Regions from separate parts of the Homo sapiens genome. Here region 1 is linked to region 2. A link is an interaction called in ENCODE POLR2A ChIA-PET data of the cell type or tissue named here. Cell type or tissue: K562. All regions are shown on one strand. Region 1 has its middle 5.6 kb from the start of UPK2. Region 2 overlaps C2CD2L (C2CD2 like).

The links. Peaks named below come from ENCODE experiments on the same cell type or tissue, not always from the same donor. Only the 100,000 strongest peaks of a DNase experiment are listed, where the experiment ranks them.
Region 1: POLR2A ChIA-PET joins it to region 2 with 5 read pairs; 4 of 35 experiments call an interaction of 5 or more read pairs at or near these places.

Annotation. Positions count from the first base shown.
Region 1 is chr11:118,948,653-118,952,652 of GRCh38, reverse strand. No RefSeq gene overlaps it. Among named protein-coding and RNA genes, the nearest start is that of UPK2, 5.6 kb to the left of the region's middle. In K562, no CTCF peak of the experiment used is centred here; no DNase peak of the experiment used is centred here; H3K27me3 peaks cover 1,147 bases.
Region 2 is chr11:119,113,874-119,117,873 of GRCh38, reverse strand. C2CD2L (C2CD2 like) reads right to left here. Exons shown (of 14, transcript NM_001290474.2): 12 at 3,886-4,000; 13 at 3,509-3,794; 14 at 1-1,829. The coding sequence ends at 1,618. Among named protein-coding and RNA genes, the nearest start is that of HINFP, 5.7 kb to the left of the region's middle. In K562, no CTCF peak of the experiment used is centred here; a DNase peak (open chromatin) is centred at 1,773.

The DNA of each region.
Region 1 (4,000 bases), 170 kb after region 2:
GTTTGAGACCAGCCTGGCCAACATGGTGAAACCCTGTCTCTACTAAAAATACAAAAATCAGCCGGGTGTGGTGATGCATGCCTGTAATCCCAGCTACTTGGGAGGCTGAGGCAGGAGAATCGCTTGAATCCAGGAGGTGGAACTTGCAGTGAGCTGAAATCATGCCACTGCACTCCAGCCTAGGCAACAGAGTGAGACTCCATCTCAATAAAATGAAATAAAAAATGGCAGACTCACCAGGCACAGTGACACATGCCTGTCATCTCAGCACTTTGGGAGGCTGAAGTAGGAGGATCACTTGGGACCTGGAGTTTGAGACCAGCCTTGTGACGCAGCAAGGCTCCATCTCTACAAAACTGAAAAAAAAATTATGGCCAGGCGCTGTGGCTCACAGCCTGTAATCCCAGCACTTTGGGAAGCCAAGGTGGGAAGATTGCTTGAGCCCAGGAGTTCAAGACCAGCCTGGGTGATATAGTGACATCTCTTCTCTATTAAAAAAAAAAAAAAAAAAGCCTGGGCACGGTGGCTCACGCCTGTAATCCCAGCACTTTGGGAGGCTGAGGCGGGCAGATTATAAAGTCAGGAGTTCGAGACCAGTCTGGCCAACATAGCGAAACCCCGTCTCTACTAAAAATACAAAAAATTAGCAGGTATGGTGGTGTGCGCCTGTAATCCCAGCTACTTGGGAGGCTGAGGCAGGGGAATTGTGTGAACCCGGGAGGCGGAGGTTGCAGTGAGCCGAGGTCCCACCATTGCACTTCAGCCTGGGTGACAGTGCGAGACCCCGTCTCAAAAACAAAAACAAAACAGGCCAGGGTGGTGGCTCACACCTGTAATCCTAGCACTTTTGGAGGCTGTGTTGGGTGGATCACCTGAGGTCAGGAGTTCAAGACCAGCCTGACCAACATGGTGAAATCCCCTCTTTACTAAATACAAAAAAGAATCACTTGAACCCGGGAGATGGAGGTTGCAGTGAACTGAGATCATGCCATTACACTCCAGCACGGGCAGCAAGAGCGAAACTCCATCTCAAAAAACAAACAAACAACAACAACAAAAAAACAATGAGCTGGGCATGGTGGCACATGCCTCCAGTCCCAGCTACTTGGGAGGCTATGGCGGGAGGATGGCTTGAGCCCAGGAGTCTGAGGCTTTGGTGAGCCATGATTGCACCACTGCACTCCAGCCTGGGTGACAGAGCTGGAAATAAAGTATATAAAGAGAAGACCCCTTCCTTACTCAGGAGGTCAAACTATGTGACAGGTGTAAAAATGGTTTAAAATAAAGGTGTGGAAGAAATGCTGGAGATCATTGTCATAATCCTAGGAACAGCCAGGGATGGGGGAGTCCTGGAGGATTGGATTTGGAGGTAAGATGCGGTGCTCACCAAATGTTGGTCCATTGGGAAGTGGTGGCACCTCTATCCTTGAGACCTGAGGCTGGAAAATGCTGTGAGGATGAGAAAATACCAGTCATTCAGGGTTGGAGGAGACTTGAATGCTCCATTTTAAAAAATGTAGCCGCCCTGCGTGGTGGCTCACGCCTGTAACCCCAACACTCTGGGAGACCGAGGAGGGTGGATCACCTGAGATCGGGAGTTCGAGACCAGCCTGACCAACATGGAGAAACCCTGTCTCTACTAAAAATACAAAATTAGCCAGGCGTGGTGGCACATGCCTGTAATCCCAGCTACTTGGAAGGCTGAAGCAGGAGAATCGCTTGAACCCGGGAGGTGGAGATTGCGCCATTGCACTCCAGTCTGGGCAACAAGAGTGAAACTGTCTCAAAAAAAAAAAAAAAAAAAAAGTAGCCTCTGATACAACCACTTACCCCAAATCTTCTTCCAGCTTTGTGACTTTTGCCAAGTTACATACCTCACTAACTGCTCTGAGCTTCAGCTTCCTCTGCTGTAAAAAGGGTATAAAACCAGGCCAGGCATGGTGGCTCATGCCTGTAACCCCAGCACTTTGGGAGGCTGAGGTGGGCAGATCACGAGGTCAGGAGTTCGAGATCAGCCTGGCCAACATGGTGAAATGCCGTCTCTACTAAAAATACAAAAAATTAGCTGGGCATGGTGGCAGGTGCCTGTAATCCCAGCTACTCGGGAGGCTGAGGCAGGAGAATTGCTTGAACCTGGGAGGCAGTAGTTGCAGTGAGCCGAGACCACGCCACTGCACTCCAGCCTGGGCAACAGAGCCAGACTCCGTCTCAAAAAAAAAAAAAAAAAAAATTAAAGGGTATAAAACCTGTCTCACAACCATCTGATCTTTGACAAACCTGACAAAAACAAGAAATGGGGAAAGGATTCCCTATTTGATAAATGGTGCTGGGAAAACTGGCTAGCCATATGTAGAAAGCGGAAACTGGATCCCTTCCTTACACCTTATACAAAAATTAATTCAAGATGGATTAAAGACATAAATGTTAGATCTAAAACTATAAAAACCCTAGAAGAAAACCTAGACAATACCATTCAGGACATAGGCATGGGCAAGGACTTCATGACTAAAACATCAAAAGCAATGGCAACAAAAGCCAAAATAGACAAATGGGATCTAATTAAACTAAAGAGCTTCTGCACAGCAAAGAAGCTACCATCAGAGTGAACAGGCAACCTACAGAATGGGAGAAAATTTTTGCAATCTACCCATCTGACAAAGGGCTAATATCCAGAATCTACAAAGAACTTAAACAAATTTACAAGAAAAAAACCCCATCAAAAAGTGGGCAAAGGATATGAACAGACACTTCTCAAAAGAAGACATTTATGCAGCCAACAGACATGAAAAATGCTCATCATCACTGGCTATCAGAGAAATGCAAATCAAAACCACAATGAGATACCATCTCACACCAGTTAGAATGGCGGTCATTAAAAAGTCAGGAAACAACAGATGCTGGAGGGGATGTGGAGAAATAGGAACACTTTTACATTGTTGGTGGGAGTGTAAACTAGTTCAACCATTGTGGAAGACAGTGTGGCGATTCCTCAAGGATCTAGAACTAGAAATACCATTTGACCCAGCGATCCCATTACTGGGTATATACCGAAAGGATTATAAATCATGCTACTATAAAGACACATGCACACATATGTTTATTGCAGCACTATTCATAATAGCAAAAACTTGGAACCAACCCAAATGTCCATCAATTATAGACTGGATTAAGAAAATGTGGCACATATACACTATGGAATACTATGCAGCCATAAAAAAGGATGAGTTCACATCCTTTGCAGGGACATGGATGAAGCTGGAAACCATCATTCTGAGCAAACTATCACAAGGACAGAAAACCAAACACCACATGTTCTCACTCATAGGTGGGAATTGAACAATGAGAACACTTGGACACAGGGCAGGGAACATCACATATAAGGGCCTGTCATGGGGTAGGGGGCAGGGGGAGGGATAGCATTAGGAGAAATACCTAATGTAAATGAACCTAATGAGTTAATGGGTGCAGCAAACCAACATGGCACATGTATACGTATGTAATAAACCTGCACGTTGTGCACAACTACCCTAGAACTTAAAGTATAATAATAAAATTAAATAAATAAAATTTAAAAACCTGTCTCGTTTGGATATTGTGACTCTCCCTAAGGCAATTTTTTTTTTTTTTTTTTTGGAAATGGATTTTGGCTCTGACGCCCAGGCTGGAATGCACTGGCATGACTCGGCTCACTGCAGCCTCTGCCTCCCAGGTTCAAGGAATTCTCCCACCTCAGCCTCTTGAGTATCTGGGATTACAGGCACATGCCACCACGCCCAGCTAGTTTTTTGTATTTTTAGTAGAGACAGGGTTTTGCCACGTTGGCCAGGCTGGTTTTGAACTCCTGGCCTCAAGTGATCTGCCTGCCTCAGCCTCCCAAAGTACTGGGATTACAGGCATGAGCCAATGTGCCCGGCCCCTCAAGCGAATTTATTTATGAGTGCCTAGCACAGTATCTGGCTCAATAAACATTAATGTAAGTAATTCACTTTATCTTTTTATT
Region 2 (4,000 bases):
AAACTGAGGTCCCCAAAGGAGAAGTTGCCTGCTCAAGATCACTTGGTTTGTCTGTGGCAGACTCAGTTTTCTTGCTTCCTGGTCCTGCATTCTGCCCAATATCCTGTAGCAGCTTACCTGGTTCAAGTCCTGTATAAGATCTCAAGCACGGGAACCAGGGACACAGTTTGCTAGGATCTATCAATCCCTGAAATTTGCCCACATTTCAGAATGAGAGAGCTTTTATTATGTTGAAACACTTCTAAGACTTCCCCCTCCCAGTTTCTTCTGAGGCAACAGTTAACACTCAGCACTTCATTTACTTCTCATCCACAACCAAATGATAGCCATGATGATTGAAGTTCCCATTTTACAGATGAGAAAACTGAGGCACTTAGAGGTTACATAACTTGCCCAAGGTCACACAAGTAATTAGAAGAGCTGGGACTCAAACCCAGGCAGGCAGTCTAGTTACAGGGTCCAAGCTTTGATCTCCATTACATCCTAGAAGGAGCAGCCTGTTCCAGAAAGGGGAATGAAGACTAACCTGTACTAGTTGATTGAGTTTTTTGCTACAATTTCATACTCCAGAGCCTCCTGTCTCTTCCATCCTTTCTCTGCACACCCCTTCTTCCCTGCAGGAACTTCTTAGCAGATCCACAATGTGTGTCATCTACCCAACCTCATTATCCGGGCCCCTGTCTCATCCTCCCACACCATCCATGTCACAGCCTGGCTGCCTACTGCCTTTCAAAGGATAACCAGTTGTCCAGTTTATAAACTCCAATTTGACTTTAATAAATTAAATTCCAAGCCATCACACAGCAATGGACATCATCATCGTCTCCCAACACACAGAGGTGCAGCCTTGCGTGGCTCCATCATCACAGTCTTTAAATAAAGCCCCTAAAGCCATCTCTCTGGGGAAGGCTTCCCACCAGGCTCCCGGCTCCCTCCTTCCCACAGAGCCACTGCTCACAGAGAAGGCATCAAGTACAAAAAACGGTAATAAAGGGGGAGGGAGGGATGAGGAGCAGGAGGGGAGGCAGGAAGGTGGGGAGTACCTGCCCCCCATCCCGGGCCGGCCCTGCTCTCTGTGAGCTGCCAACATTCTCAGAGGCAGACACTGGTGCTGGTCTGAGTGGGGACCTGAGGGAGGTGTGGGAGCCCCATCCCAAAGGGAATTACCCACCCTCCTGGGACAGAAAAGAAGGGTCACCTGGGAGAGATGCCCTCTATCATCTGTTCACGGAGGGTCCTAAGCCACACATATAAATAGAAAAGAGAATAAATAAGGGAAGAAGGGTCAGCTGAAGAGCTGAGCACCCTGGGACTCCGCTCAGGGACCAGGCTCAGCAGGAGGCAAATGCTTCTGGGGAATACCCACACATGCCGGACAGGGCCCTCCTCTCCCTCCCAGCCACCAGTCCCTCGTCCATGTCCTCGGCACCGGGTGCCCACCTCTCATGTGCTTCCCGTTCCAAGTATCCTTCCAACCGGCCCCATGGCCCAGGGTGGACGGGGCTTCCCGGAACCCAGAGGGCTTTCCTGGCCCAGGCACTGGAGATCCAGGAAGGGGTATGGAAGGGGAGGTGGGGAATGGGCTGAGAGAACTCGTGCCCTTTCAGAGCTGGGTCCTCAGAGCTGGGGGCTGGGGTTACCATTGGCCTTGGGTTTGGATTTGAAGGAAAAGCGCTTGATAAGGCGGCGAGAAAAGCTGCCGGCCTTCTTTCGGACACTGGGCGTGGCCGTTGCGTTGGAGAGGTCATCGTGTGATTGGCTCAGGCCAGCTTCCTTCTGCCTAGGCCTCCGGCGGAAGATGAGCTTAGTGCCGCTGCGCAGGAAACTCACTGCAGGGGAAGAGGGGAAGCTGAGGCAGAGAGGGGCACGGGGTGGGGTGAGACGGGGGCAGAGACACGATGGAGAATGGAGGGAAAGAGGATGTGGACAGGATCAGTCCCGTGGCCCAGAAGCCAGGCTTCCTCAGGAAAGAAAGCAGAAACATACTTCTCCATAAGGCTTCGTGAAAAAAAGAAAAAAGAAAACGAAAGCAGAAACAAACATGTGCTTTATCCTTCCTGAGGCAAAAATCGTGGTACTTGTGGGGATCTGTGTACAATCTTAACTCTGCCCGCAAAAGAGATATCACGGAGCTGGCCGCTTTGTGAGGACAAACTGGGATTGGGCCTCTTTCCTATGGGAAGACAAAAGCTACCAGAAGGTACTCCCAAAAGTCTATAAATCATGAAGGGAAAGGTAGGTTGACACTGACTTGTTAACCGAATTCCAGGCTGTGAGCAGGAAGTGGTGCATCTAGAAACTTCAAAGAGGTAAATTCAGAACCAGTATAATGAGCAAGGTGCTCACCCAGCAGGCTTTGGAGGTAGAAACCTCATTATCTCAAGAAGTGATGCAGGCTTAAAAAATAGATAGATAGATCCATGGTTGATAGTCTCACTGGTAGAGGAATGAAGATGTTTTAGGGTGAGCCTCTCATCTTTTAAAGTTAGAAGAACTACCACCACTGGTCACTGCCTGTCTTGCTGCCAGATGGATAATCCAAGGGTAGGATTTCTTATACTCATTGGGGAGAGGGTGCAGATTGAAAGGGAAGAATTTTTTTTTTTTTTTTTTTTTTTTGAGACAGAGTCTCACTCTGTCACCCAGGCTGGAGTGCAGTGTCATGATCTGGGCTCACTGCAACCTCCAACCCCCCAGTTCAAGCGATTCTCCTGCCTCAGCCTCCCAAGTAGCTGGGATTATAGGCGCCTGCCACCACGTCTGGCTAATGTTTGTATTTTTAGTAGAGATGGGGTTTACCCATGTTGGCCAGGCTGGTCTTGAACTCCTGACCTTGTGATCCACCCGCTTTGGCCTCCCAAAGTGCTAGGATTACAGGCATTAACCACCGTGCCCAGCCATGGAAAAAAAAAATTTTTTTTGAGACAGGGTCTCACTCTGTCACCCAGGCTGGAGTGCAGTGGCACAATCACGGCTCACTGCTTCAACCTCCTTGAACCTCAACCTCCCAGGCTCAAGGAATCCTCCCTCCTCAGCCCCCTGAGTAGCTGAGATTACAGGTGTGTGCCACTACGCCCAGCCAATTTATTGTATTTTTAGTAGAGATGGGGTCTCGCCATGTTGCCCAGGCTAGTCTTGAACTCCTGGACTCAGGTAAGCCACCCGCCTTGGCCTCCCAAAGTGCCGGTGTGAGCCACCACACCCTGCCTAGGAATAAATTTTTATAATTTTTTTTTAAAGGGCAGGAAAAATGGCACTTAGACTCAGGAAGAAAGAACAATGGAGGTAAAGGGAAATAATTTGGCATCCCTTCCTATCACAAGCATGTCAGATCTAGGCCAGGAACCAAGGCACCAAGATCCCCCTCTAGGCTAGCTTGGCTGAACTAGGCTGGGAATCCGGCTATCTCTTAGGGGAGGAAGGAGAAGGCACACTGGCTCGAGGTCCCCCAGGTCATGATATGTGTATAAAAGAAGAGATGAGGGGCACCCTGCCAACGTCCCCCTACCTTTGTGATCCTTGAGGCTGCGGGTCTCCAGGGCACCAGTGGACCCCGTTTCCGACTCAATATCATCCACAGATGGCCTCTCAGAAATATCCGAACGGGTTGTCTCGTCTGCTTCCTGGACACTTGTGGGACTAGAGAGGGCATCTAGCGGTCCTGGAGACATGGCTGGTGGGTCTGAGGGAGGTGAAGAGGGGCCTCCGCTGGTCCCTGCATCATCCTGCACTGAGGCTTCCAGGGATGCCGCATAGCCCAGGGATAGCGCCAACTCGTCCTGAGCAATGGGCACCTGGCAGGAGGGACGGGTTTTAATGGGCAGGAGTGACCGACCCATTAGGGCTTTCTCCCCATCCCAGCTCCTCTCCCCAGAGCCCTGTTACCTTGGAAACACCAGAGATGATGAGAGTGCTGCGCTTGGTGGGTGTCTTCTTGGCCACCCGCCCACTGGGCTCTGTCAGCTGGCGAATCGCTGTCTCTGCTACAGGGTCCAAGCCG